Regions from separate parts of the Homo sapiens genome. Here regions 2, 3, 4 and 5 are each linked to region 1. A link is a contact called in ENCODE Hi-C or POLR2A ChIA-PET data. All regions are on one chromosome and are shown on one strand. The core of a region is the stretch at or near the end of the contact, and the rest is flanking DNA. Distances in the headings are between cores, read along the strand shown. Region 1 holds the start of LINC02739 (long intergenic non-protein coding RNA 2739). Region 2 holds the start of PRPF19-DT (PRPF19 divergent transcript). Region 3 holds the start of TMX2-CTNND1 (TMX2-CTNND1 readthrough (NMD candidate)). Region 4 holds the start of ZDHHC5 (zDHHC palmitoyltransferase 5). Region 5 holds the start of VPS37C (VPS37C subunit of ESCRT-I).

Region 1 (5,711 bases), core at 1,170-3,669:
GGACTTAAATCCACTCTTTGTCATTAATATACCTAGCCTATGGTAAGTCTATACTACGGTATTAATTTTCCATAGCTGCATAACTAATTACTATAAACAGTAGCTTAAAACAACACCTGTTCTATCCATTCACGGTTTATCCGTTCATCTGTAGATGAGAAGTCCCACATGATGTGACTGGGTTCTCTACTCAGGGTGTCACAAGACTGAAATCAAGGAGTTGACCAGCTTGAGTTCTCATCTGGAGGCACTGAGGGGAAAGCTGCTTCCAAACTCATTCTTGTTCTTGGCCAACTTAGGTTTCCTGCAGTTGCAGAACTGAAGACCAATTTCCTTGCTGGCTGTCAGCTGAGAACCACCCTCAACTTCTAGAGACTGCCCGTATATTTTTGCCACATGGTCCCCTCCATCTTCAAGTCTTGTGTTTTGAGTCTCTGACTCCTTTCTGCAACCAGCTAGAAAAAACCCTCTGCTTTTAAAGGGCTCAAGTGATTGGTCAGGCTCACCCAGATAATCACATATTTTAGAGTAACCTGTACTATATAATATCACCTAATAACAGGTTATAAATTAATATGATGAATTTCATAGTCCCAGGGATTATGCAGGGTTTTGTGGGGCTGGGAGGGTGTTTTGTGGGTCATTTTAGAATTTTTCGTACTTCAACTACCAAGGGAAACCAAAAGGGTGAAATTTAAGCTAAACAAATGATAGGCTCTTGAGTCTGAAAAAACTGTAAAGTCACCTAGTTTAGGCGTGACAGCCACAAACATCTCATTTCAGATGTACTCTTAATCTTTCTTGAGAATGACAGTCTATACTCATCCTCCATTTTAAGCCTATTGTTTATAAATTCTAAACTAAGGTCATGGCGCTTTTATTTCAAATTGTAATGAGTCCATGCTGGCTCCTTATTTATGAAGCAAGTGAATACAAAGCATTGAATTATTCTAACAGCCTTATGGAGTTTATATAAAACTTTTTTTTTTTTGAGACGGAGTTTTGCTGTTGTTGCTCAGGCTGGAGTGCAATGGCGCAATCTCGGCCCACTGCAACCTCCACCTCCCTGGTTCAAGGGAGTCTCCTGCTTCAGCCTCCCGAGCAGCTGGAATTACAGGCGTGCACCACCACGCCCGGCTAATTTTGTATTTTTAGTAGAGACGGGGTTTCTCCATGTTGGTCAGGCTGGTCTTGAACTCCCGACCTCAGGTGATCCGCCTGCCTTGGCCTCCCAGAGACACCGCATCTGGCTAAAACATTTTTCAGTGAATAAATGCAAGAGATGAAAATTATGAAATGGGAGGTGGAGGAGGAATAAAATCAGCATATTAGAGATATTATTAAACCACAACTTGCTTCTTAGAGTTTGAGGGAAGCCTGACTTAATTCTTTTTTTTGACTATATATATTTAAAAATGAAAAATGCCAAGATGGTATTCCAAAAATTGAGGTATATTTTTAATGCTAGGTTTAGCAAATCAATGCTTTTAACAAATACTGTACAGTGACTCTATGTTTACCTCATGTGGAGGTAGCATTGAAAGTCTACATTTGAAGCCTTTACAAATGGCCTTCCTTACCTCTTCTATATATCCTGGATTTCAATCTGAAGATATCTGTAAAAATCACAATGTTTATATATATCTACCTTGCAAAATCTGCCTTTGCACAAGAAAAACAAGTATATTTTAAAAATTTATGGCAGTATTGTTTTTAATAATGAGATATAGAAAAAGGTAAAAAAGCTGATAGTTGTCAGTTTGATTACATAGATTATGTTATAACCATACAATCCAATACTGGCGAACGTGGATTAAAAAGTATGATAGGTCTACATAACTGCCATGAAAAAAGTCCATAATATGTTTTTAAATGAAAAAAGCAAATTGCAGGGAACTTAAAACAACAACAACAACAAAAAACCCTGAGAAAAGTGATTTATCACTTCAGTTTGTAAACAAGGGCCTTGCCTTATCACCTTTGTAACATTTGTAAAATGCCTACCTCTAGCTGAATCCATATGATCTTTGTTACCACGGAACAAATACTATTTTATTATAATTATGTAGAAAAAAAGAAAAACGTCTTCCACGGCAGCCGAAATAGCTCAGTTGGGAGAGCGTTAGACTGAAGATCTAAAGGTCCCTGGTTCAATCCCGGGTTTCGGCAGCGCTTCCGTTTTAGGCGTTAGTCATCACTACATGTGATTTCTGCAGTTAACAGGGTCTTTCTGCAGTTAACAGGGTCAACACCCTGTGGGTTCTCACGCGGGCTGGGGCAGTTAAGGGAAACCTTATCGTCATTTTCCCCTGGGAGGGAGGATACTGGGGACATATGTCTTACCTTTTAAACTGCCCAGTACGAAGTTACGCCTCTGCCCTCACTTGGGACCTGGTTTGAGACAAGCTCTTCCGGAGCACTGCGCATAGCTCACTTTCTTGAGCAACCCTGTGTCCCCGCACCCCGCTCCTCTTCTTTCGGGTTCTAGGCAGCCGTGGGCGCTGCGACCCTTCTCTCACTGTCAGAGGGGCGGGAGCTCTCGGCCTGCGCCGCCTCCGCTGCCTGCTTGGTCGCGGGCTTGCCGGGAATGGTGACAGCCCGGGCCCCCTCTTGGCCAAAGAAGTCCTCGAAAGCGTTCGGCGCACGGGCTTTGTCCAGCTTTTTAAACCGTAACAAGGACCGGGGCCGGGCGCGGTGGCTCACGCCTGTAATCCCAGCATTTTGGGAAGTCGAGGCGGACGGATTACTTGAGGTCATGAGTTCGAGACCAGCCTGGCCAACACGGTGAAACTCTGTCTTTAAAAAAGAAAACAAAAACAATAACAAGGACCCTAGAACAGCTCTTAGGTGGGGCGGGAGACAGAGATCGGAAGCCCTTTCTAGTTTAAATCTACACTAGGGTTAGAAGACCAAATACAGGACGTCCAATTAATTTCCTTTTTTTTCTTTTTCCTTTTCTTTTCTTTTTTCTTTTTTTAAGATGGAGTCTTGCTCCCATGCTGGAGTGCAGTGGCGTGATCTCGGCTGACTGTAACCTCCGCCTCCCGGGTTCAAGTGATTCTCCTGCCTCAGCCTCCGGAGTAGCTGGGATTACAGGTGCCCGGCTAATTTTTGTATTTTTAGTAGAGACAGGGTTTCACCATGTTGGCCAGGCTGGTCCCGAACTCCTGACCTCAGGTCATCCTCCTGCCTCAGCCTCCCAAAGTGTTGGGATTACAGGCACGAGCCACTGAACCCGGCCAAAATTTGAATTTCAGAGAAACAACAAATACTTTTTAGTATAAACATGTCCCAAATATTGCATGGAATATACAAAGTACATATTTGTTGTTTCTGTGAAATTGGATTTAACTGGACACCCTGTATTTTTATTTTCCAAATTGCAAGTCACTTGTACATCATATCCTTGCACCCCTCTGAACCCTATGCACCACCTTCCCCACCCCAGCAAAGATATCCAGACGCTGTATGCAGGAAGAACTGAATTTCAGAGGACACCGTTTGATCTTCAACACCTGGCAGTTTACAAAACAGGTTTGTATCCATTGGCTAATTTGTTATCAGCACCAACAGAGAAGCTCCTGGCAGAGATCACTAGGAAACACCCCGGGAATCGGCCATCCACCAGTTTCTAGGCTTCCAGAGTTGTCCATGCTTGTCTGGCATGGGGGCGGAGGTCAGTGGAACTCGGAGGATATGGATTGAATTTCAGTAGAAAGCCTCATTAAGATGATGAACCACAGCCGGGCATAGTGGCTCACGCCTGTAATCCCAGCACTTTGGGAGGCTGAGGCGGGCGGATCACCTGAGGTTGGGAGTTCAAGACCAGCCTGACCAAAATGGAGAAATCCCGTCTCTACTAAAAATACAAAATTAACCGTGCGTGGTGGCGCACGCCTGTCATCCCAGCTACTCGGGAGGCTGAGGCAGGAGAATCGCTTGAACCCAGGAGGCAGAGGTTGCCGTGAGCGGAGATTACACCATTGCACTGCAGCCAGGACAACAAGAGCGAAATTCCGTCTCAAAAAAAAAAAAAAAAAAAAAAAAAAAAAAAGATGAGCCACTCCACTCAAGGCAAGGCAATGGAAAAACACACTTAGGGAGTGCCTTCTTTTTAGTCAGGCTGGACCATGGAGGGAGAGGAAGGAGATCCATGTGTCACATTCTAAGAACTCGCAGTGTGGTAAAAGGCAAAATGAAGCCAGCCATATGGTTTTTAGGCCTATTTATACCCCTCTCCTCTTTCTGTTAATGTTTGCCAATATGCTAGCTGATATGGGGCTTCAGCCCCAAAATCGTTGAGTTCTTGGGTGGAAAGATGTATTTTGATGAGGGGCTCTTGAAAGTCCAATGGTGATCAATAAGAAGAAACCCCAACTGATCATCTAATAGACTAGAGAATTAAACTTTTCATGAGGTTTGGTCGAACGCCATTCTAGATGTTACTAGGAAGGTGTTTTTGGTTTGTTTCTTTTGAGACAGGGTCTTGTTCTGTTGCCCAGGGGTGGGGTGCAGTGGCACCATCACAGTTCACTGCAGCCTCAACCTCCTGGGCCTCAAGTCATTCTTTGGCCTCAGCCTCCCTAGTAGCTGGGACCACAGGTACGCAGCATCACGTCCGGTTAATTTTTTGTATTTATAGAGACGGGGTGTCGCCATGTTGCCCAGGCTGGTCTCGAACTCTGGAGCTCAAGCGATCTGCCTGCCTCGGCCTTTCAAAGTGCTGAGACTACAGGTATGAGTCACAGCCCCTGGCAATGAAGGTATTTTTTACATGTGATTAACGTTTAAATCAGTAGACTCCAGGTAAAGAAGATCACCCTTTATAATGTGCCTCATTAAATCAGCTGAAGCCTTTAAGAGCAAAGACTGGAGTTTCTGAAGAAGAAGGAATTCTCCTAAAAACTTTGCTATAGGCCAGGCGCGGTGGCTTACGCCTGTAATCCCAGCATTTTGGGAGGCCGAGACGGGCAGATCACCTGAGGTCAGGAGTTGCAGACCAGCCTGGCCAACATGGTGAAACCCCATCTCTGTTAAAAATACAAAAATTAGCCAGGCATGGTGGCGCATGCCTGTAATCCTAGCTACTTGGGAGGCTGAGACAGGAGAATTGCTTGAACCTGGGAGGCGGAGGTTGCAGTGAGCCAAGATTGAGCCACTCCACTCCAGCCTGGACAACAGAGCAAGACTCCATCTCAAACAAAAACAAACAAACAAAAAAAACTTTGGTATAGAAAACCTGCCTTCCTGAGTCTCCAGCTTACTGCCCTGCTGAATTTATTTATTTATTTATTTATTTATTTATTTATTTATTTAATTTTTTGAGAGGGAGTCCTGGTCTGTCACCCAGACTGGAGTGCAGTGGCGCCATCTGGGCTCACTGCAACCTCTGCCTCCTGGGTTCCAGAGATTCTCCTGCCTCAGCCTCCCAAGTAGCTTGACTACAGGTGTGCACCACCACGCCTGGCTAATTTTTGTATTTTTAGTAGAGACGGGGTTTTACCGTGTTGGCCAGGCTGGTCTGGAACTCCTGACCTCAGGTCATCCACCCGCCTCAGTCTCCCAAAGTGTTGGGATTACAGGCATGAACCACAGCACCTGGCCTGCCCTGCTGAATTTAAACTCAAGATGGCAACCTTAACTCTTATCTGAATTTTCAAACCGTTAGTCTGCCCTACAGGTTTTGGGTTTGCTGACCCCCACAATGTGTG
Region 2 (5,550 bases), core at 1,390-3,889, 1.3 Mb before region 1:
AACATGACATTCTGTTATCAAAAGAGTAGGCCCAGTTTGGATTGGTCCTGAGGTTACAGCATGCTGAGCACTTTTGAATGAAAAGAAATGGGAAGGTCTTAGAAGCTGCCTTAGAACCAAGGACTTTCTAACCTTCTCTTGCCCCCTGACCCCCACCCTAAGTACAGGGAGAAGCTCTCTCTAGAAGTTCCCTTATCTGACTGAGAAAATTTCTTTCAGAAGAAATGCAATTGTCTCAAATCTCCCTCCACAGGAAACTCATCAAATAACCAGGAAAGATTAACCACTGGAGAAGAATAAAAACTAAAAGTCACCAACTCACCACTACACCTAGAGAGACTTTTAATCTATTCTTCTGATGGGAGCTCTAACAGATTACCTGAGAGACCTTATGTGCATAATAAGACAACCTTTGTTCACAATGGAGTTCTGCCCCTCACCTTCCCACAATTTGTTGCCACCTCCTCCAGAGCTCATAAGAACTTTGTCCCAAGGCATTGTTTGTTCTTGGGGCTCATTCATTTCCCCTAAAAATTATTTGCTAGCCCTCCCTAAAAATTATTTGCTAGCCCTCAAAATTGCCTACATTTCCCCCATCTCCGTCTTTCCTGGGTGCCATTTAAGTAAGCATCAGCCACCTGTTCCTTCTTTGAGCCTCATATTTTGTATTACTCCTGTGCACACTCACACACTAATACACTTGTATGCCTTTTCTCCTGTTATTCTGTCGATTGTCAGTTAATTTCAGCAAATCTTTAGAGGGCAGAGGGGAAACTTTTTTGCTCCATACCCTCATTCAGTTCTCAGCAAAAAAATCAGCTCCTCAGTGATGCACTCTCTAAGTGCCCTGCCTCAAGTAGCCGTTCCTCCAATCCCCAGCACCTCTGTCTACCTTGCTCTGATTTGTTGTATTCATAGCACTTACTACTCTGGAATTTTCTTCTTAAGTGTTGATTGTCTCTGTGCTCCCACCACCCACAGTAGAGTGTAAGCTCCAAGACAGCAGAAACTGTGTCTTTCTTGTTGACCTTTTCTATCTCCAGTTTTTACAATAGGGCTTGGCACATAGGAAGCACCCAATCAATATTTGTTGGATGAATGAAATGCCTGGGGAATAACATGAATAGATATTTCGTTCAAAGTGGATCACTGTCTGCTCTGTGGAAAGTAGATTAGGAGGAGGAGGCCAGGCTGGAAGCAAGGAACAAGTGGGAAGTTACTTTGTTGGTGCAAGACAGAGATGAGATGCCCTTTTGCATATTAACTCTTCATAAGAGTTCAGTGAGTTAGTTCTACCCTTGTCATCACTCCCTCTGTTTTACAGATGAGGAAACTAAGGCATAGAGAAGTTCATACTGCCAATCACCTGAGTGGTGCTAGGATTTGAGCACACAGTCTGACTTCAGAGTCCATGCTCTTGGCCACTATGCCATATTGCCTTTTGTACCTGTAACTTTTATTTTTCTCTCCAAGCTTTTGCTTACGTTGTTTCTTCTTCCGGAATGCCTTTCGTTCTCCTTCTCCTCTGAATACTGCCCACCTGTCAAAGTCCCTCTCACTCACATCCTGTTCATCCTGCCCTTTTGTCTTGATACCTTACAGTCCACACCACGTCTTTTGCATGATTCCTGAGAGTATCTTATCTTACAGATATCCACAAAGAATCATACACTATCTGAGCTGGAAGAGAAATAGAAAATACAAAATCCAAAATACAAAATAAAGAAATTTATAGGAGGCCATTGGTTTGGACTGAGCTCTTCTGCTAGGCCTAACAGACCAAGCTAAAAAGAGTTAGTCCTGCTGAAGCTCCACGCCAATAAGCTGAAACGAAGATCTTTACGACCTTCTGAGTGTGTATGTGTGTGTGTGTGTGTGTGTGTGTGTGTGTGTGTGTAGGGGGGAGCTAAATTCCCAAACAGGCAAGTTTTAGGTGGCATGATAAGTCCCCTCCACTTTAACCTTTACAAGAAAAGTAATTTTGAAATTACCAAATGACCAATCCGCTTTTTGTTCTCTGTTCCTGTTTTCCTCAGTCCTTTTCTGTCTATAAAACCAAGTTCTCCTGTTCAGCTCATTGGAACAACCATTATATTTTATAGTATGAGGCACTGCCCAATTCTATAGAATCGCACCTTAAGTCCCAGCTACTCCGGAGGCTGAGGCAGAAGGATCACTTGAGGCCAGGAGTTCCAGGATGCACCTGTGATAGCCATGATTGCTATGACCGCACCTGTGAATAGCCACTGCCTTCCAGCCTGGGCAACATTGCCAGAGTCCGTCTCTTAAGAAAAAAAAAATCTTTGAACTAAGTTTGTTGTGATTTTGTCTTTTGACAAAGAAGAAAGGGCAATGTGAATTGCCCCAAATCACAGAGCGAAATGGTAGTAGTCAGGACCAAAACACTTTCTTAGCCGTTTTCTTAGTTCTTGTACCCATCTGTTTCTGTATTTTCTTCACCAGGCCATCCAGCAGTGTCTCTTAAAGGGTAGCCCGAGAAACAACTGACTTAGAAAAGCGTGGGGCACAGTCTGTCTACGCAGACCCGAGGAATCTGCATTTTAACAAACTCACTGGGAAATTCTCGCGCACGCCAAGGTTTCAAAGACCAGGGTCCCGTGGCACAGTGCCGCACAGTTGTCAAAACAAGTGCTGTCCAATTGTTTTGGTTTTAAATTCTCACTGCGTCATGGGAAATGTAGTTTCGAGCCTCCTCTCTCCCGACGCCCCAGCCAATCCTCCGGCGCTTTACGGAACGAGCCGAGTCAATCCGGAAATAACCGAGTGTTCGTGGCGGGCCCTTTCCTGCCCGGCTGCATTCTGGGAAAGGGCAATTTCCGTTAGGTGCTGAAGGCTGTGGCGCGCGGCTGTCCCCATTCCCACGTGAAGCGCTACGCTAGCATCGCTCGGCTGGCGGCTCCCAGCTCGCCGCGGAGCAGTCCCGGCAGCAGCGGGGGACCGGAAGTGGCTCGCGGAGGCTCAGAAGCTAGTCCCGGAGCCCGGCGTGTGGCGCCTCGGAGCACGGTGACGGCGCCATGTCCCTAATCTGCTCCAGTGAGTGTTGGCTGCGGCCAAGCGCGGGTCTCAGGAGGCCAGAGAGCGGCGCGGGAGCGTGTGCGGTCCGCTGCGGCGCCCGGGCCGGGGTGGAGGCGGGAATGGGGCGCTCCGGAGGCCGAGCGGCGGCCTGTCAGCACCGGAGCCCCCCCCGTCGGAGCGGGGTGCATTTGCGCAGTGCCCCGCAGTTTACATAGTGCCTGAGGTTTATTGTCGCAGACATTACTGAGGCCGGTCGCCTCATTCTACAGAGTGGAAACAGGTCTGGACAGAGAGAGCTGGTGCAAGGGAAGCAGCCTTAATGTAGGAGTCAGAAAACTCGAGGTCTTGTCCAGGGTCCGCCTCCCATTGGCTTTATGAATTGGCTCAAGGCTCTGGGCCTCGGTTTCCCCATCTGCAAAATCGAGAGCATTGCAGTGGATGTTTTGCGAGGCCTCGCTCGGATAGTCGGAGCTTTTGCAATTTGCAAAGGTCACATGATGAGTTAGAGGTAGAGGCAAGGCTGGCAGCCAGGTATCTGGCTCCCAGCCTTACACTGTATGACTAATAAAAACAGCGCACATTTATAAGCCCTTATTGGTTTACAACGCGCTTCCAAGTCTATGATCTCATTTTATCCTCACAAGAATTCCCTAAAGGAGAAATAAAGATCCTGGTTTTGCAGATGAGGATGCAAGGCGCAGGAAGAGCGGGGCTTATCTAAGGATGCGTAGCTAGTCAGTGGCAGAGCTGGGTGACGTAGTTAGGTGACACGGATCTTGGACCCTGAATCCATGCTTTTTTCATACCTTCCACTATCTTTCCCTTTGATATTTTATCATGACGTACAGACATTTTCCTTTCCCTTTTCGTTGTTTCATCAGATTACTCGTTTCCCCTCCCTTTTGCTATTCACTTCCTTCTCTTCTCAGAACCTGTACATTGATCCAAAGAGGGGGAAGAAGGAAGGGAAATGATGGAAAAGGAATCCCTCACTTTGAAGAAATTACAGCTCGCAAAGTACCTTCACATTTATTGTTTCCTTCCAATCTTCGGGAAGCTCTCTTTTACGTTCCCCAGCACCATCCTTCCTGGCATGGTTCACTCATTTGTTAGATGTTTACCGAGTGCCCTGGGGGCATCTGCATTGTACTGGAAGTGAGAGACCAGCTGTAATCCTTATCCTCAAGGGGTGCACAGTCTACGCAGGCAAGAGTGTAAATGATACCTCTATTGCGGGTTGTTGTGAAGATGAATTACTGTACTGTATGCCTAGAATTGTGCTTGGCACATAGAAATGTGCCATGCAAATGTGCCATGTAAATATTTTTAAATATTTTTATTGTAGCGATTGCCACTTTGCTCCTTGGAATCTTCCAGGTGATAAGTGTCTGTACGCTAATCAGTTGACTGGTAGCTGGTAGACTCAATAGCTTCAGGATGGGGACTGGTCACCTAGGAAGACTAAAGGGTATTAGAAGGTTGGGATTTTCAGTCCTACCCCCCATTTACCTGGGGAAATGAGAGGAACTGAAGTCGTCACTAGTGACCAGTGATTTATTGAATCATGCCTTTGTAATGAAGTTTTCATAAAAATACAAAAGGACAGGATTCAAAGAGCTTCTGTATAGCAGAACATGTGGGGGTTCCTGGAGGGTGGGGTGCCCAGGGAAGGCATGGGAAGCTCTGTACTTCTCCCATACCTCATCCTATGCTCCTCTTCATCTGTATCCTTTGTAATATCCTTTACAATAAACTGGTAAACATAAGTGTTTCCCACAATTGTTTGAGTCACTGTTGCAAATTAATTGAACCCAAAAAGGAGGTCATGGGAACCCTGATTTACAGCTGGTAGATCAGAAGAACAGGTCAAACAACCTGGGGCTTGCGATTGGCATCTGAAGGGGCGGGGAGTCTGGTGGGACTGAGACCTCAACCTGTATGATCTGACACTATCTCCAGGTACCTGGTGTCAGAATTGAATTGGAGGACACCCAGATGGTCACATCTGAGGTCACAGAAGTATTTTGTTTTGTCAGAGAATAGGAGAAACTGAGTTTGTTATTCCTGTATTCTCAGACTTTATAATTTCTTTGATAATCTGTCTGGAGCTATAGACTAAGATGGATGGCAGGGATTTGAATGGCTTCATGTGTATCTCCATGTCATGGAGTAAACTGTATTCATAGAGTACACAATCATTGTTCAGATATGAGGTGGTGATAATGGACTGCTATTCTCTAGGTGCTTGGCACATAGTAGTTGTTAATAATTATTTGTTGACTATATGATTGTCAGATAGTCAGGAGACTATCTCCTCAGTCAGGAGACTAAAGGAAAAGGTAGTTCCATAGCTGGAAAGCATTCTGGGGCCAGTACAGAACTGGCTTAGGGTCAAATGTCTTGCTTTCTGCTAGTTGAGTGTGAGGATGCCTAGTCTTGTTGGGGCTAATAGCAGATGAGGAATCCTCTAGGCCCAAGATTGCCTTCACTCCAAGCTCACTACCAGCCTTTTCT
Region 3 (5,792 bases), core at 1,558-4,057, 1.9 Mb after region 1:
TCTCAGGTTCAAGTGATTCTCCTGCCTTAGCCTCCAGAGTAGCTGGGATTACAGGCACCCACCACCACACCCAGCTAATTTTTTGTATTTTTAGTAGAGACGGGGTTACACCATGTTGGCCAGGCTGGTCTCGAACTCCTGAGCTCAGGAAATCCACCCGCCTCAGCCTCCCAAAGTGCTGGGATTACAGATGTGAGCCACCATGCCTGGCCAAGTGTCTTATTTTCAAGGAGGATCATGGAAAGCATGGGAAGAATGCTGACAAATAAAGGTTTCTGATAACTTTGAAACTGTATCACCGGACTGGGTAAAAATTTCCAAAGTCTAATGAAAATAAAACTGGACTCATAAAATTGCTAACCTCCAGACTAATGTTTTCCATTTTTCACCCACTCTTCTGACTTAGAATCACTAAAAATTAAAACGGCCTTTTTTAGCTTGGCGCAGTGGCTCACACCTGTAAATCCCAGCTCCTTAGGAAGCCAAGTCAGGAGGATCCCTTGAGCTCAGGAGTTCAAGACCAGCCTGGGCAACATCAAGAGACCCCACCTTGAAAAAAAATTTTTAAAAATTAGCCAGGTGTGTAGTGCATGCCTTTGGTTCCAGCTACCTGGAAAGCTGAGGTGGCAGGATGGCTTTGCCCAGGAGGTTAAGACTACAGTGAGCCATGATCACATCACTGCACTCCAGCTTGGATGACAGAGCAAGACCTTGTCTCAAAAAAAAATCCAAAAAACTAAAAACCCTGCCTTTTTCCTAAGGCCTTACCAGCTAAAGCTAGTCAACGTGACTTTGAAAAAAAAATCACCACAAAAGCTTATATTTGGACAAACTTTACACACAACCTACAATCTAGGAAAATAGATTGCTATTAATCTTCCCAATTGACTGCCCTCCAGACTCTAAAGAAACTAGTTTATAGACTATACCAGATATTAAGCTTTGTTTGTCTTGTTCCATAGAAATGTCTCTCTTATTAAATACCTGTTTGCCTACATCATATACAGAGGCCTAGCTTTGAGAACTCATCTACAATGCCATCTTCTGAAATGAGACACAACAATTTAATTGAACTGGACTATCCCCCAAAATGAGAGGCTGGTTTAATGGGATCCTTTGCCGCTCAATTACTAGCCCGATTTCTCTCTCCACAGACACCAACTCAGCTTATAGTGAAACTTCTAAGGAAGTTTCAGACAAAGGAAATAAAGAAGACCAGGGACTCACACCCCAAAATATGGCATCCTGTATGCTAATCATTTTAAATTAAAGGTCCCTGGAAACCAGCAGATACTGGAAGCAGCTTTACTCTGATAACTACCTTATCTGCCTAAAGTCCAGACCTGTCAAAGAAGACAACAATTACTTCTGGTCTCTTCCCTGAGTTTTCATTAACTTACTTCAGTACAAGAAGAAAGATGGAAGCCTGTCAACACACCTGGACAGATTTTTGTCAGAAACCATTGTCTGCTCTGCAGGCCCAACAGTCATTGTCCCAGGCCACTGTATGTTCTCCAGGCCACTGAATCACCCTAAAAATCATTTACGATCCACCTTAAAATCACCCACATTTTCCCATCTCCCATATTCCTATGAAAGAGGGTATATAAGCATCTGTACCCCACTGGGTCATTCTCCTGCAATTCCCTCATGCTATGCACGTTAAAATAAAATTTCTATGCCTTTCTCCTATTAATGTGCCCTTTGTCGGTTGATTTTTCAACAAACCCTCAGAGAGCAAAGGGGAAGCTTTTCCTTGGCCCCTACATGCTATATGGCAGAAGGGAAAGTGCTTTAAGTTTATGTTCCGAGCAGTCCCTCCACCCATACCAAGGAAGCACAGCAAGGAGCTTGGGACACTTCCCAAAGAAATCCCAAAGATTTCTTTACAACGTATTTTTTACAATTCCTTTACAGTAGCCCCCAAATTTTATCCACTTTCGCATCTTCAGGATCAAGCAGAGTGCCTAGAGTGTACACTCTAGAAATGTTTATTGAATTAAGAAGCGGCTGACAGTGTTGTGCAGGTAGTGTGGCCAGAAGAGTAGTTTCAAGTCCCAGGCACTCATTAGTTGTATGACCTGGGGCAAGTCACCTAAATATACCGAGATCCATTTCTTCACCAATGAAACAGGAATATTACTACTTGCCTTGTCTACCTTACTGGCTCCTCAGGAGGCTTTACATAATGAGCGGCACTGTAAAACGTTATACACGTGTATGTACAGTTTTGATAGGGCTGTTAATTAGTCTCAATGGTGAAACAGAAAGAAACCTGGACTCAACAGTCAAAAGCTGTTGGGCCGTTGTGCATGGGCTACGACTAACATGTTCCGTTTTCCCATCTTAAACACAAAGTTTAGACTCGATGATGGTTCGGACCCTGCACTTAATAGTCTCTAAGTCCGCTACAGGCTCGGAACCTCAGGTGTCCTCAGAGAGGTAAACCCCAGGGTTCCCAGATACACCTGCAAGGGCAGGGACAGTCAAGGTCGCGGGGTACTAACACGCGGGAGGCTCACCCAGTCAAAGTCACACGGGTTACCGTCTTCGCGTTGGGTGGGCAGACCGTGGCAGAGCGGCGGCAGTTTCCTCACGAGTAGGAAGGCAGCAGAGAGCAGGGCCGACAGAAGGTAGTAAGGTTGGGCGAGCCATCGTGAAAGTCGCGGCACCGAATACACGAGAGCAATTAGAGGTGCCAAGACCGCCATCTTTTCGGCCGTAACGGCCACTGCTCGCCGGCGTCGTAGGTCTCGCCCCGCCTCCCCCACCATAACGACTGCTATTGGGCTATATCGCAAACGTACGGCCTCTAAACCCGGATGTAGTTCTCTGAACGCTGTGGTAGGTCAGAACCCAAAAAAGAACTTAATATTTTATTGGTTAGTCTAGTTGTCGCTTTATCCGCCTAAGTCATTTTATTGGACTGTAGCAAGCAGAGCTAGCAGAAGACTCTAATAAGGTTAAATAGCACTTCCTGAACGTTCTCATAAGGCGACGGAAGTAGTTGTTGAAAAAAGGTAGGCGGTGCCTGAGGCATCCAATGACAAGCGGCTCCTTGAGAAAGGGCGGGGGGGTACTCCTTGAAAGCATTGTCCAATGAAAATTACCAACGGCAGACACGGAGACAGCGCCGGGGCGGAGGGTACGATGGAGAATTTCACGGCACTGTTTGGGGCTCAGGCTGACCCACCACCGCCCCCAACCGCACTCGGCTTCGGACCAGGAAAGCCTCCACCCCCGCCACCGCCTCCTGCGGGCGGGGGACCCGGCACGGCCCCGCCTCCCACCGCGGCCACGGCTCCTCCTGGCGCGGACAAGTCAGGAGCTGGCTGTGGCCCTTTTTACCTCATGAGGGAACTGCCAGGTGAGTACTCGGCCTTGCCAAAGCCAGCCAATCAAATCTTAGAGAGGAGGTGATGGGCGTGGCTCTCAGCCGGCTAGCGGAGGTGCGAGGTAACCTAGGCAACGCATACCCGGACTGTGGAGCCCTAAGTCGGAAGCGCTGTTAGGATTCACAAGCAGAGGGATGACTTGAATTCAACCAGGATGAGTTGAATTCAACCAAAGGGATGAATGGCGGGCAGGGGCGTAGTGCATCTCCGTTACTGTCTTTTGCACCATGTCCAGGCTGTGTCCCTGACACTGGTTTATGTCTCTCTAAAAAATGACCTAGGGCTGGGCGCGGTGGCTCACGCCTGTAATCCCAACACTCTGGGAGGCGGAGGCGGGCGAATCACCTAAGGTCAGGAGTTCGAGACCGGCCTGGCCAACATGATGAAACCCTGTCTCCACAAAAAACACAAAAATTACCTGGGCGTGGTGGCGTATACCTTTAATTCCAGCTACTCGGGAGGCTGAGGCGGGAGAATCGTTTGAACCCCGGGAGGCGGAGGTTGCAGAGAGCCGACATTGCTCCACTGCACTCCAGCCTGGGCGAACGAGACTCCGTCTCAAAACAAACAAAATCCAGGGTTTGAGTTTGGAACTCGAGAGGCCTGATTTAATATCTTTGGGGACCCAAAGTTTTAGTTACAGGTCTCCCACAGACTTGCTATTGGTTTGGGGCAAGTTGCCATTCTTCCTTCTAAGGTTCCGGCATTTCCTGGTCTGATCAAAAAAGGGATAAGAATCGAACCAAACTCTTCATTCAAAAAATTATTTTGTTGAGTACCTATGTACCAAGCACTTTTCTAAATGCTGGAGACAGTTGTGAACAAGACTGACAAGATGCTTGCCTTTTTTGGGATGTACATTTCAGTGGAGGAGGCATTGTAAACAAGATAATGTCAGAAAGTGGTTAATGCTAGGAAAAGAAAACATGATAAAAATTGAAGGTGGCCAGGCGCGTTGCTCACGCCTGTAATCCCAGCGCTTTGGGAGGCCGAGGCAGAATCCCTTGAGCCCAGGAGTTTGAGACCAGCATGGGCAACATGGCGAGACCCAGTCTCTACAAAATATACAAGATTAACCGGGCGTGGTAATGCATGCCTGTAGCCCCAGCTACTCAGGAGGCTAAGGGAGGAGAATCGCTTGAACACAGGAGGTCGAGGCTGCAGTGAACCAAGATTGTGCCACTGCACTCCAGCCTGGGCAACAGATGAGACCCTGTCTCTTAAAAAAAAAAAATTGAGGGGCAGAACTACTTTAGCTAGAGTGGCCAGAGATGCTCTCTTCACATAGCTAACATTTGAACTAAAATGTAAGCATAGACAAAGGGCCAGCCATGTATGGACAGGAGGGAGAGACAATTGTAGATACAAGAAATGAGGTCAGAAACCCTGATGTGAGAAAAAGCTTAGAATATCTGAGGGACAGAAAATCAGTTGGACTCCAGTGAAGTGAACAAAAGGAAAGAGTGTTAGGGAGAGAGATGAAGCTGGGAGAGTTAGGCAGAGGCTTTTATAAAGCAGTAAAGGCATTTAGATTGTAAATACAAAAGGAAGCCATTTAAAAAATTTTTTTATAGACACAAGGTCTCACTGTGTCACCCAGGCTGGACTGCAGTGGTATAATCATAGCTCACTGTAACCTCCAGTTCCTAGGCTCATGCTGTCGTCCCACCTCAGCCTTCCAAGTAGCTAGGACTACAGGCATGCACCACCACAGTTGGCTAACTTAAAATTTTTTTGTAGAGACTGGGTCTTACTGTGTTGCGCAAGCTGGTCTTGAACTCCTGGCCAACAGCAGTCCTCCCGCCTTGGCCTCCCAAAGTGCTAGGATTATAGGTCTGAGCCACTGTGCCCAGCCAAGGAAAGCCATTTTAACATAGGAAGTTGGTCAAATGCACTTGTTTATAATCATTTAAGCAGCCACATGACAAATAGAAAGTGGGGAAATTAGTCAGAAGTTACTGCTCAGTAGTCCAGGAAAGATAATGGTTTGAACCAGAGCATAGCAGGGCATAGAGAAGTAAATGGATACAGGATGTTAGAGGTAGAGCTGACAGGGTTGAAAAATTGAATACAGGGCCAGGCGCTGTGGCTCACGCCAGTAATCCCAGCACTTTGGGAGGCTGAGGTGGGAGGATTGCTTGAGCCCAAAAGTTTGAGACCAGCCTGGGCAACATAATGAGACCCCATCTCTACAAAAAATAAAAATAAATTAGCTAGGGATAGCAGCATGCACCTGTAGTCTCAGCTACCTAGGAAGATGAGGTGGTAGAAATCACTTGAGCCCAGGAAGTTGAGGCTGCAGTGAGCCATGATTGTGCCACTGCACTCCAGCTTGGATGATAGAGGAAGACCCTGTCTCAATTAAAAATATATATTGTATATAGAAGTGAAGGAAAT
Region 4 (5,802 bases), core at 1,366-3,865, 1.9 Mb after region 1:
ACGATTCATTTCTCTCTTTAAAATTAGGGTTTCAGAGGGCCAAACAGCAGTATTAGAATACAGTGAGCGCCAAAAGATTCTAAGAAACTGTTATAGTCCTAGAAAACATAAATCCTCTCTAGTCCCTGATTTAATGATTATTTAACTCTCAGTTTCCTACAGGAATGGAAGCCTAACATTTGGAATGTAGGCCTCAGTAACTTTGTTAACAAAAGCAAACTCTTGATTTGTAGACAATATGTACTTTTTTTTTTTTTTTGAAACACAGTTTCCCTCTGTCACCCAGGCTGAAGTGCATGGTGTGATCTCAGCTCACTGCAACCTCCGAGTCCCGGATTCAAGCAATTCTCCTGTCTCAGCCTCCCGAGCAGCTGGGATTACAGGAGGGCACCACCACACCCAGCTAATTTTGTATTTTTAGTAGAGATGGGGTTTCACCATGTTGCCCAGGCTGGTCTCGAACTCCTGACCTCCAGGTGATCTGCCTCCTCACCCAAAGTGCTGGGATTACAGGTGTGAGACACTCTGCCCAGCCAATATGTACTATTAAAGCAAACTTTTCCCTCAAAATCCCAAAGACTAGAAAAGATGGAAAATTATACTACTTAAATTTTATCTAGAGTAGAATATCATTTAGATACTATATATTGTTTCATATATTTTCCACAGGAAAAAAGTCACATGGACTAATATTGACATAGTAATACAGAGTCATGAAAGGCCATGCAATTTTGGGAGTATAATACTGGGAACACAAAAGAGAACAGCATCTGAGATGCTTGGGGGCTACACAGTAGAAGGGAAATCAAAAACCTAACAATTTATTGGGTATAAATAAAGATGAACCAATTCTTAGCAAAAGAATGTGCTGCAGATACTAGGATGAAACCACAAGGGTGAGTATGGTTCATCAGAGTCAACAGTTTGAATCCATACTAGTATCAAAAAAGTATACAAGAATATGTATGCCAGCTGGGCACGGGGGCTCACGCCTGTAATCCCAGCACTTTGGGAGGCCGAGGCGGGCGGATCATTTGAGGTCAGGAGTTCGAGACCAGCCTGGCCAACATACCAAAACCCTGTCTCTACTAAAAATACAAACAAATGAGCAGGGCGTGATGGGGCATGCCTGAAATCCCAGCTACTAGGGAGGCTGAGACACGAGAATCGCTTGAACCCGGGAGGTGGAAGTTGCAGTGAGCCAAGATAGCAGCCACTGCACTCCAGCCTGGGCGACAGAGCCAGACTCCGTCTCAAAAATGAGAAAAAAAGTAATATGTATGCCATATTGAGGCACAGAGTAAACTATGAAATGGAAATATGTATATGTAAAACAAACAATACAGGATATGTGGTTTGAAGGCTTTAATAAGGTTTAATACAGGTATTTCCTTAAATAGGTGGATACCAGCAGTACCAAGGACAACACAACTATTTTTTGTTGAAATAAGCGGTGTAACAGTACAATAGAGTAAATCTAAATGCACAGTAATGGAGGTACCATGGAATAATTCACATGTCAAGGTATGGGAGAAAGAGCCAAGAAGTTTAATGTGGGTGTTATCATTATATACCGAGGTAGCAAAATACATGGCAATATAATTTTGTAAACATTAAGTTTATACAATGGGTGATAATGAGCATTCTGAAGATATTTGATCCAGGACAGAGGTATACTGAGATAGAAGGATGATATGCAAATGTTAGATCAACTTGGTCAAGATGGCATTAACCAGGAAGTGAAGAATCCAAGGCAAAAAATAGTCTAGCGTATAACGTATATGTGATCCTACAACTGCCTTCCTAACTTTTAGCAACTTTCTTACTTCTTATTTCAGTGTTTCATTTGGCCAAGTGGGTAAAACACTTTCCACCTGCCTGCCCCAAATATAGGTAAAATATTGACAAACGCATTCGGGCTCCACTTTAAAAAGTACAAAGTACTAAACGCATGGAGCACTCGGCTGGTGGCGGTAGGAGGAGGAAGCGGACGGGTGAGAGAGAACAGGTAACAGGATGAAGCTTGAGCCAAAATAAGTATCAGCAGAGTGGAGCGAGGGACTCGAACCGCAGAGCGGTAAAAGGGAAACAGCACCCGGTCCCCACCACGGGACTGGGGAAAGGAGAATCACCCGTTGGGGCAGGGCTGACGACCGCTGAAACCGAAAAGAAGGAATCCACGGCGGCCAGGCCCACCGAGGTTGAGAGAGCGGGCTGCGGGGACCGCAGAGCCCGAGGGCGCAGGGCCGGGGGCGGAAGGGGCGGCGGCTGGGCGCCAGGCACCGGGGACCGCGGTCTCGAGCTGAGTGGCCGTCTCTAACCCGTTCCGAGCCCTGGCGGTCGTGGATCCCCGGCCTCTACTCGTCGTCCGTTTCCAAGGCCCATGGGTCCCGCCGCGGTTGGAAGACCCGGCCCGGAGGAGAAATAGGGCCTTAATACCCTCCCCGTCTTCGGTCCCCCTTCCCTAGAGGTCACCCTCCCCTCCCACCTCGCTGGTACGGCACTTCCGGTTCCGCAGGGACCGGTGTCCTCCGCACTCACCCGCGAGCCCGGTGCCCGTCACCACCGCCGTCGTTGTCACCGCCGCCTCCCGGCAGTGCCGTCCTGCCTCAGAGAAGCAGCGCGCGGCCCCCGCACGCTCCACGCCCGCCCCGCTGCCGCGCGCTCCCGCCAGGCGTCGCTCGTCTCGGAGCCGGCGCGCGGCCGTTGCCCTCAGTGCCGGGTCTCGAACCCTTCCAGCGTTCCCATTGGCTCCCTAGTCCGGGCTCGCGCGACGTCTCGCGCGGCGCACGTTTGTCTCATTCATGCGGCTCGCGCTGCCGCGCCCAACCCCGCTCACTCTCCCATTCACCCATAGCCCCCACCCCGACTCCGATCTGGGGCGTGCGCGCGAACCCTGGCGACCGCGGCGACCTCGCGGCCTGATTGGCTGCAGCAACACAACGACGTACGCACGCGAGAAGACGAGAGCGCGCACGTAAGGCCGTGGGGTTGCGGGGACAACTAAGAGACAAGGATTGGCCTAATGCACAGGAGTCAGGAATGAGGAAATGGCCAGGCGAGTCTTCCCTTCTCCTGCGTCCTGTTGTATTCCCACTGAATCCAAGCAAAAACCCCCGGAAATAAGAAAAGAATTATGTGTGTGTACTAGAAGTACTCAAAAGCAAGCAGCTACCTTCTCGAATTCAGCAACCCCTCTCCTACTGAGGTGGTACAGTCCAGACAGGCTTCCAGCGCAGCCAATTACCGACGACTATCGCCGCTTCCTGCTTCAGCCCCTTCGCGGCGGATTGGCCAACCATTTGGCGACTAGGCCTCCCTCTTCTCCTTCCCATCTCCTTTTTTTTTTTTTTTTTTTTTTTTGATGGCAAAAACTTTATTTAAAACAATCTTGCTGGAGAAATCTTCAGTCCGGCGAGGTCGCTGGTCCGGGCAGAATCCAGGGCGATGGAATGGTCTGGGCTGTGTCTCCCACATGAAGGGGACGCCCGGACTTGAAGAGCCAATGTAGGGCGAGGCTCCTGCCAAGGGCCGGGGAGGGAGATGAAGAAGAGCAGGCGCCAGCCTTGGAGCCGTAGCGCTAACCGTGAGAGGGAAGCCTAAGGAGCGCGCGACCTGAGGCGGTGGCAGCACCCTCCCGCCCCCGGAGTGCGAGCCGGGAAGTGAACTCCCTGAATTCCATTAGTTTCCCACTGTCACACGTGGGATGGGCGCCCGCATCCCTCACCTCACCCAATCCTAGAATACAAAGCTAAAAGCAAAAGGTTCTCTAGAATAGCTACTGTCCCTGGCGAGCTAACTCTGCATAGGTCATAGTGCTACGCTTTGCCCTGATTAGCCCAAGACAGCTGTGAACCCAATAGCAATGCCCCATGTTCTCTCCCCATTCGGCTCGAGGCTATTTCTTTTTTCGAAAGCAACTCTAGCTATTACATAATGGTCCCTCAAAAAGGTGTTTCACAAGCCACTTCCCTGAAGCCGAGGCCCCTCACCTGTAAAATCCTGAGGACTGTCCTCGGGTTTGGTCTCAAATGTTGCTGGCTTTACTGTGGTTCTGACACTAGCATTAGGCAGTAAGGTAAAAGAGAACTACCTTCTGTTTTCTGGAATCTAGTTCCTTCTCTGACATGGCATATATTATAAGTTCTAGTTTATTCTTGTTAACAGCGTCAATCCAGCATTTATTGCAACACACTTGAGAGTTCTTTATAACGACTTTATATTTTTAAAACAGACCTGGCCTGGCGTGGTGGTTCACACCTGTAATCCCAGCACTTTGGGAGGCCAAGGCAGGCGGATCACGAGGTCAGGTGCTCAAGACCAGCCTGGCCAACATAGTGAAACTCCCTCTACTAAAAATACAAAAATTAGTCGGGCATGGTCGGGGGAGCCTGTAATCCCAGCTACTCGGGAGGCTGAGGCAGGAGAATTGCTTCAACCCGGGAGGCAGAGGTTGCCGTGAGCCGAGACCACACAACTTCACTCCAGCCTGGGCAACAGAGCAAGACTCCGTCTCAAAACAAAACAAAAACCTCTTTAGACCATATGAAAGGTAAATTATTGAAGATACAATATTGATATTTTATTTTTTACTTTTTGAGAGGGAGTCTCACACTGTCACCCAGGCTGGAGTGCAGTGGCGCGATCTCAGCTCATGGCAACCTCCTCCCGGGTTCAAGCAATTCTCATGCCTCAGCCTCCTGAGTAGCTGGGATCACAGGCATGTGCCACCACACCTGGCTAATATTTGTATTTTTAGTAGAGATGGGGTTTCACCATGATGGCCACATTGGTCTGGAACTCCTGACCTCAAATGATCCTCCCACCTCGGCCTCCCAAAGTGCTGAGATTACCGGTGTGAGCCACAGTGCCCGGCCTGATATTGGCATTTTCTACCTGTAAGCCATGTTTCTTTAAGATGAAGTCAGCTTTCATTTTTCTGTTGCAATATTTTTCTTGGATTTTTAGACTTCCTGATTTCCTCCACAAATTAGGCATTTTTATTTTCCTTTCAGCTGTCTAAGAACTTGTAAATAGTGGTGTCTCTTGGCTAGACAGTGCTAAATGGAAAAAAAAAATCAGTCTTCCACCATCCAACCAAACTAAACTCCCCTGGGATACTAACTTGGATTGCCAAGCTTTGTTAGGTGGATGAGCACTAACAGAGGTATAATCACTATCCCAAAGTTGAAAGACAGAGATTCCACTTGTCCAGTTTTCCTTGGGATCACTCAAGATATTTCTTGGAAAGAACGTTTAATAGAACATATGGTTTAAAGTGCCAGCTACTTCTGAAAAGTATCCAGAGTAAAATCTAGGCTAAAACAGTATGATATCCAGACCACCCAAACTTTAAATTACTTTAATATGTTAATGGCTTCTCTCATCTGCGCATCTTTGTTCATCTTGCTCACCACACTCTTCGGCTGCCTGGACTTAGACCCTCAGTAGCATGGGCACCTAAGCACACAGAAAGCTAGAACATGCATTTCCCAATTTTTGTGTTTTTAGGGTTTCACCATGTTGGCCAGGGTAGTCTCCAACTGCTGAGCTCAAGTGATCTGCCTGCCTCGACCTCCCAAAGTGCTGGGATTACAGGTCTGAGCCACTGCTCCTGGTCAACCTCTTTGTGTTTAAATACTGCTCTTTCCTCCTGTCCTTGTGAAATGTCTCTGTATGTGTTAAAGGGTAGTTCTTCCCTTTGTGCTGTGGATCCTATCTCCTTCGCTCCTGCATTTTTTCTGGTGCTGGGGGATGGAGTCTTGCTCTGTTACCCAGGCTGGAGTGCAGTGACGCGATCTC
Region 5 (5,497 bases), core at 933-3,432, 1.6 Mb before region 1:
TACTTGGGACGCTCAGGCAGGACAATCACCTGAACCCAGGAGGCGGAGGTTGCAGTGAGCAGAGATCACACCATTGCACTCCAGCCTGGGCAACAAGAGAGAAACTCCGTCTCAAAAAAAAAAAAAAATCACATAGCACAAAAAGGCTTATGACAAAAAATTAAGGTCATCTGCCCTGGCCCTCCCTAACCCTCAGAAACAATTTCAACCTAGCTTTCAAACAGGTGCTGTCAATGGGAGTCACTCTGACATTCTGTACCAAGTGAAATGTTTGCAAAACCAACATGCCCCCGCTCAAAGGAGTCACCAGTGTCTCAGAAGGGTCAGCAGCTGACCTTCTTCATGGACCCCTTCTGTTATAAGAAGGAGTTTTGACAAATTCAGTTTGACAGAGTTTAATTGAGCAAATAATGATTTGTGAATCAGTCAGCCCCCAGAACCAGAATAGGTTCAGAGTGACTCTGAGGCTGCCAGGTGGTTGGATAACATTTAGGGATAGAAAACGGAAAGCAGGTTGGGCGTGGTGGCTCATGCCTGTAATTCCAACACTTTGGGAAGCCGAGGCTGGAGGATTGCTTGAGTCCAGGAGTTCCAGACCAGCCTGGGCAACATAGCGAATCTCCATTTCTATTAAAAAATAATCATTAAAATTTAAAAATAAGAAAAGAAAAAGGAAATAGATGTCCAGAAAACAGAAGCGAGGTACAGAAACAGTTGGACCAGTTATGTAAGCGCAGAACCAGCCCCATCTGGTTCAACTTTGTGTAATAAAGTGGTGAGTTGTTTTTTCAGTTGCCATGATCCCAGGTTGCAAGTTATGTAACCTGAGCGTGCCCAGAAGAACCAAGCATGCAACCACAGGCGCAACCTAAATGCTCAGACCAAAGAACCGGAACAGAATTAAGAAGTAGATACATGGTATAAGCCATGATCTAATCAGATTGAGCCATGGCATCATCCCATGGCAAGATCCAGTCAGATCATTGCTTATTGCAAGATTCAATCAGATCACTGCTCATTACCCTCTGCCTATAACACCTGTCACAGCCCCTGGCTTGGGGAGACAGATTTGAGCATGTCTCCTTCCCAGTTGACTTGCAACAAATCTTTCCCTCTACAAAAACCTGATACTTCGGTGTTTGGCTTTCTGAGGGCAAAGGGATCCAGTTTGGTTCCCTACCAATGACAGATTGACATTTGCCTTATTGGAACAAGGTTTGAACAGGTGGCTGCCTGTGATTGGCTGAAACTCTGTGATTGGTATGAGTAGGATCCAGTTCACTATGTACGGAGAAACCTTTAGGACAAACTTAAGATACGCCAGGAGACAACTTTAGGCTAAACTGGACACTTCTCCCCTTTTGGTCAACCTCTTGATTTTGAGAGGTTGGAAACTTTAGACATTGACATCAGTTACCATTGTAAATAGACTTATTTGGTCTCAAATTCCCCTGGGAAATAGCAGAGCAGTGGGTTTCATAGGTGGGAAAGGGAACAGAATAGAAAAAAAAAAAAAAACACCTGATTAGTTAACATCAGGTCACTTCAGATTCCTTTTTTTAAGGGTTAGAGCAGAGGGGGCTTCCTTATTATGCTGGACTCTCCTGTTTCCAGGGGGGAAGGGAGGAGATGGGGAATACTGGTAATTCTGTAGAATGAATGGGTGGGGGAAAGAGATTAACTAGTAAATGGAAATGAGTGTGTGGTGGCCTTGGGGCTCCTCAGTCTGAGCTCAGCCCATCTGGGGCTCCTCCTAGGTTCTGGGCTTCCATCTGCTTCCCCCTCCTTTTGGGTCCCTCTGAGAAGCCTCCCAAGATCGAGCTGTGTACAGAGCGAGTCCTCGCTGGCCACTCGGAAGGCGGCGGACGTCCGCGCCGGCGCACTAGCCCAGAGCGGCCTGGTCTCCGCCCAGTGGGCGGGGCCTCTTACCGGGGGCGGGGCCGAGGCGTGCGGCGAGCGCTGGAGGGGTCTCGTGGGCGCTCCCGTGGTTGTGGCCCGGGCGGCCGCGAGCGTGTGTGTGTGGCACGATGTCGTGGTAACTCAGAGGCGCGCGAGGCGGGGCGGCCAACGGGGTCGCGGGGCGAGCACGCGCGCCACTGGGGCGCCGGACGTTGCAAGGGGGTCACATCCGGTAGGGGGCGGGCCTGGCGGACCCCGGAAGTGTGGGCGCGGCTGCGGTTTAACCCGCGGTGGCGGCGGCGACGGCGGCCCTGGCAGGTGAGCGGAGACTGGGGAGGGTCCCGGCTCTGCCGCAGGCGGGCGGGGCAGAGGACGACGGTGGGGGCGGCGCCGGCCGTGGCTCCCGGAGCGCCCCCGCCTGCCCGCCTCATCCTGGCAGAGGCCGGTGATTGGGCACGAGGGGCGCGTGACTCTCGCCGGGGGCCGGCGCCCCTGCCCCTCGCGGTGGGAGGGAGGGAGGGAGAGCGCGAGGCGCCGCCCCGGCTCCCCGGCGGGTCGCACCTCCAGTTCCGCCCCACCACTCACCGCCACCCTCCTTTCTGCGTCTCTGCAGGCCCTCGTCCCATATGTGAGCATCTTGCGGTCACAATTCTGATGACATTAGAGCCAATTAGCCCATTGTATAGATGGGGAAGCTGAGGCCTAAGAGTAGGGTCCGACTTGCCAGAGGGCACGCGGGAGACGAGTGGCAGAGGGGAGGTTGGAGGGACTTTGCTCTGTGACTTACTGGCTTGTGCCCTTTCTCCAGGGCATTGAGAGATGGGAGTTTCAGCTTTGGCTTTGTTCAGGACTCAGACTTGGACCTCCCAGCATCACTGAACATTTCTTACCCCGGGACCCTCTGGGCGCAAAGGGCACTGATGTATACATACCCATTATATGCCTGGTTCCTCTTCATTTCCTCCTCAGCCGATGAGGCGATTTCCCACTTTACGGATGGGAGAAGGAGTTAACTGGAGGTGTTTTGTGAGTTACTGGCAGAGTGGACTCTACAACCTGGGGTTTTAGTCGCTGAGCTGAGGCAGTGCTTTCCCAGCTACACCTTGTCTGGGCTCACTTACCCTGGGAATGTCAGTCTTCAGCTCCAGAAACTTCCCACTCATTTCCCTTCGCTCCAGCGGTACCTCAGTTCTCTTGCTGCCTAAGGCCTTTTCCACCCTCTTTATTGGCTCCAGGAGTCCCATTTCCTACTAATGCACCAAGATGCTGCCACCAGACTCTCAGTTCTGTGACTTTTGGCCTTAGAGCTGGAGGTGGTGGTGACCGAGGAACTGGGGAAAGAAAGACTCTTACTTTGTTGTCCAAAGCTGCAACCCTGCAGACACCTGAACTCTGTAGTTCCGGGTGGGATCGGGGACTGTTGCAATGAAAATACTGGACGCTAAACTGAGTCTTTGTTCTTTGCGGTCATAGTGCCCAGAAAAGCCTTTTACCTAGATTATCTTGGAAATGTGGTTCCGTGCCTTTGTAATTTCCATTAAGTAGAACATTTTCATTGTAGACTTTCTGAGCAGTTTCTGGCCGCTGTTTTGCAGGTAGCAATAGCTGTGATTTGTTGCTTGGCTTCATATGCTGGGCACTGTTCTAGGGCTTTCTGAACATACCGAATTTTGCGAACATGTCCAAATAGGTGATGATCCCGTTTTACAGATGAAGTGAGTTGCGGAGATGTTAGATAACCTGGCTAGTGTCACACAGCCAGTAAGTGGCCAAGTTTGGATTTTTTTTTTTTTTTTTTTTTTTTTTTGAGACGGAGTCTTGATCTGTCGCCCAGGCTGGAGTGAAGTGGTGTGATCTCAGCTCACTGCAACCTCCGCCCCCTGGTTCAAGCGATTCTCCTGCCTCAGCCTCCCAAGTAGCTGGGATTATAGGTGCCCACCACCACGCCCGGCTAATTTTTGTATTTTTTATTTATTTATTTATTTATTTTTTTTTGAGACGGAGTCTCGCTCTGTCGCCCAGGCTGGAGTGCAGTGGCGGGATCTCGGCTCACTGCAAGCAATTTTTGTATTTTTTAGTAGAGACGGGGTTTCACCATGTTGGCCAGGCTGGTCTCGAACTCCTGAGCTCAGGTGATCCACCCGCTTTGGCCTCCCAAAGTGCTAGGATTACAGGTGTGAGCCACTGCGTCTGGCCACAAGTGAGATTTGTAACCCATCAGTCTTATTTCGAAGTTAATGTGCTTTTAACTCTGTGATACTGCCTCTCAGACCGTTTAGTTTCCCAAAGGTGCTGGACCTTAAGAATAATTTCTGATGCTTGTTAAAAATACAGAGCTCCACCTCTAGAGATTCTTGGGCTATTGTCTGGAGGAGGGCCCAGAAATCTATTAACAAATGCACTGGGTGATTCTTACGGTAAGGCAAGTTTGGGAAACACTGCCTTTAAGAACTTTGTAGATTTGCTGGGCCACTGGTAGCTTGGAAGTGACATTATTCCTGAGGATTCTTGTTTTCTTTTTGTTTATTGCTTTGAAATTTGTTAATTTGCCCTTAAAAAGCCTTTGGGTTAACTAGCCATATGAATCATTTCTGGACACTCTTGGCCAGTAATAGTAGGGGTTTTCCAGGCTGACAAAATTAGATCACTCAAGACCTGATTTAATGGATTTAGCTCTTTTAATCCAGCTGGATCTCTGTTGTGTGGAAATTCTGTTAGAAGTGTCCTTGAAGGATGTGGCGTTTCCACAAGGTTTTGGTCTGTTCCCAGGTGCTTACCGAATGACAGAGAGGTGTCTAATGGCAGCACTGTCTGAGGTTTTGCTAGCTGTAAAGGCATGTTTACTTAGTAGGTGCTCCTTCCAATTCATATCTCACCTCTTTATCTTCCTTTACTGGTTTATGTGAAAGACTTAAGCAAATATCAAACAGGTTTGTCTTGATTTAGCTGGGGCTGACAAGTAGGACCCCTGGGGCTTAGGATGGGCTGGAGAGGAGAGAGAGTCTCCCCAGTGAACCTCAAACAGATAGCTCAGGCAGGTAGGCCCTACCTTTGAAGACCTGTTAGTATTTTTAGTTCCGCTGATTTATCTGGTCCCACCTCAAGCAGGATTACAACTAGTCACGGATAAAGTCAGCATTATAGGATTACTTTATTCTCCTATCTGGTAAACACTGATTTCTAATTTATTTTCTTTTAAATAGAGAACATACTTCTCTATTAAATTTGCTGAGACTTCTTCTGTGGTCTGTCTTGGTAAATGTTCTGTGAGCACTTGAGAAGATTGCATCTTCTGCTATTGCCGGGTCAAGTGTTCTATAACTTTCAATTCAGGCAGGTTGGCTTGTAATGTTCAAGTCTTCTGTGTCCTTACTGATTTTTGGTCTTCCGTTCTTTCAGTTATTGAGAGAGGGACATTGACACTTCTGATTGTAATTGTGGATTCGTCCATTTCCCCTTGTAGTTTTATCAATTTGTGTTTCACATGTTTTGAAGCTCTGCTGTTAATTGCATAAACCTTTATGAGTATTATATTCCGTGTATGAATTGACCTTCTTTATTGTATTGCATTAGTCTGTTTTGCATTGCTATAAAGGAA

Evidence for each region. A loop is a pair of places that touch in the nucleus more often than their neighbours do. ChIA-PET counts read pairs that join two places held with the same protein, here RNA polymerase II (POLR2A). Pooled maps may share reads with other maps.
Region 2: a map of ascending aorta shows a loop between it and region 1 (7-fold over the local background). The contact joins the promoter of PRPF19-DT here to the promoter of LINC02739 in region 1. A Hi-C loop is called at or near these places in 4 of 168 maps with a recorded cell type or tissue (A673, ascending aorta, chondrocyte and 1 more), 6 of 37 single-sample maps with no recorded cell type and 17 of 50 pooled maps.
Region 3: a pooled map shows a loop between it and region 1 (4-fold over the local background). The contact joins the promoter of TMX2-CTNND1 here to the promoter of LINC02739 in region 1. A Hi-C loop is called at or near these places in 1 of 168 maps with a recorded cell type or tissue (CD4-positive, alpha-beta memory T cell) and 8 of 50 pooled maps. POLR2A ChIA-PET finds 5 or more read pairs at or near these places in 2 of 52 experiments (HEK293 and T-cell).
Region 4: a map with no recorded cell type shows a loop between it and region 1 (4-fold over the local background). The contact joins the promoter of ZDHHC5 here to the promoter of LINC02739 in region 1. A Hi-C loop is called at or near these places in 7 of 168 maps with a recorded cell type or tissue (CD8-positive, alpha-beta T cell, GM12878, HCT116 and 4 more), 4 of 37 single-sample maps with no recorded cell type and 21 of 50 pooled maps. POLR2A ChIA-PET finds 5 or more read pairs at or near these places in 2 of 52 experiments (AG04449 and HEK293).
Region 5: a pooled map shows a loop between it and region 1 (6-fold over the local background). The contact joins the promoter of VPS37C here to the promoter of LINC02739 in region 1. A Hi-C loop is called at or near these places in 1 of 168 maps with a recorded cell type or tissue (ascending aorta), 4 of 37 single-sample maps with no recorded cell type and 16 of 50 pooled maps.

Annotation. Positions count from the first base shown.
Region 1 is chr11:59,562,838-59,568,548 of GRCh38, reverse strand. It overlaps LINC02739 (long intergenic non-protein coding RNA 2739), which reads left to right and starts at 2,419. Exons shown (of 5, transcript NR_187292.1): 1 at 2,419-3,534. It overlaps TRF-GAA2-1 (tRNA-Phe (anticodon GAA) 2-1), which reads left to right and starts at 2,097; the gene lies at 2,097-2,169. RefSeq lists enhancers at 2,124-2,623, 2,599-2,778, 2,624-3,125.
Region 2 is chr11:60,903,868-60,909,417 of GRCh38, reverse strand. PRPF19-DT (PRPF19 divergent transcript) reads right to left here and starts at 2,639. Exons shown (of 2, transcript NR_186697.1): 1 at 2,575-2,639. PRPF19 (pre-mRNA processing factor 19) reads left to right here and starts at 2,833. Exons shown (of 16, transcript NM_014502.5): 1 at 2,833-3,054. The coding sequence starts at 3,036. RefSeq lists enhancers at 2,381-2,500, 2,614-3,201 and a silencer at 3,141-3,240.
Region 3 is chr11:57,709,538-57,715,329 of GRCh38, reverse strand. It overlaps TMX2-CTNND1 (TMX2-CTNND1 readthrough (NMD candidate)), which reads right to left and starts at 2,807. Exons shown (of 21, transcript NR_037646.1): 1 at 2,523-2,807. MED19 (mediator complex subunit 19) reads left to right here and starts at 3,115. Exons shown (of 5, transcript NM_001317078.4): 1 at 3,115-3,367. The coding sequence starts at 3,151. It overlaps TMX2 (thioredoxin related transmembrane protein 2), which reads right to left and starts at 2,737. Exons shown (of 8, transcript NM_015959.4): 1 at 2,523-2,737. The coding sequence starts at 2,711. RefSeq lists a silencer at 3,145-3,484.
Region 4 is chr11:57,664,927-57,670,728 of GRCh38, reverse strand. It overlaps ZDHHC5 (zDHHC palmitoyltransferase 5), which reads right to left and starts at 2,615. Exons shown (of 12, transcript NM_015457.3): 1 at 2,542-2,615. RefSeq lists enhancers at 1,914-1,983, 1,537-2,174, 2,175-2,814, 2,984-3,563 and silencers at 2,094-2,293, 2,544-2,783.
Region 5 is chr11:61,158,111-61,163,607 of GRCh38, reverse strand. VPS37C (VPS37C subunit of ESCRT-I) reads left to right here and starts at 2,182. Exons shown (of 5, transcript NM_017966.5): 1 at 2,182-2,217. RefSeq lists enhancers at 1,593-1,732, 1,743-1,792, 1,533-2,125, 2,126-2,719 and a silencer at 1,783-2,542.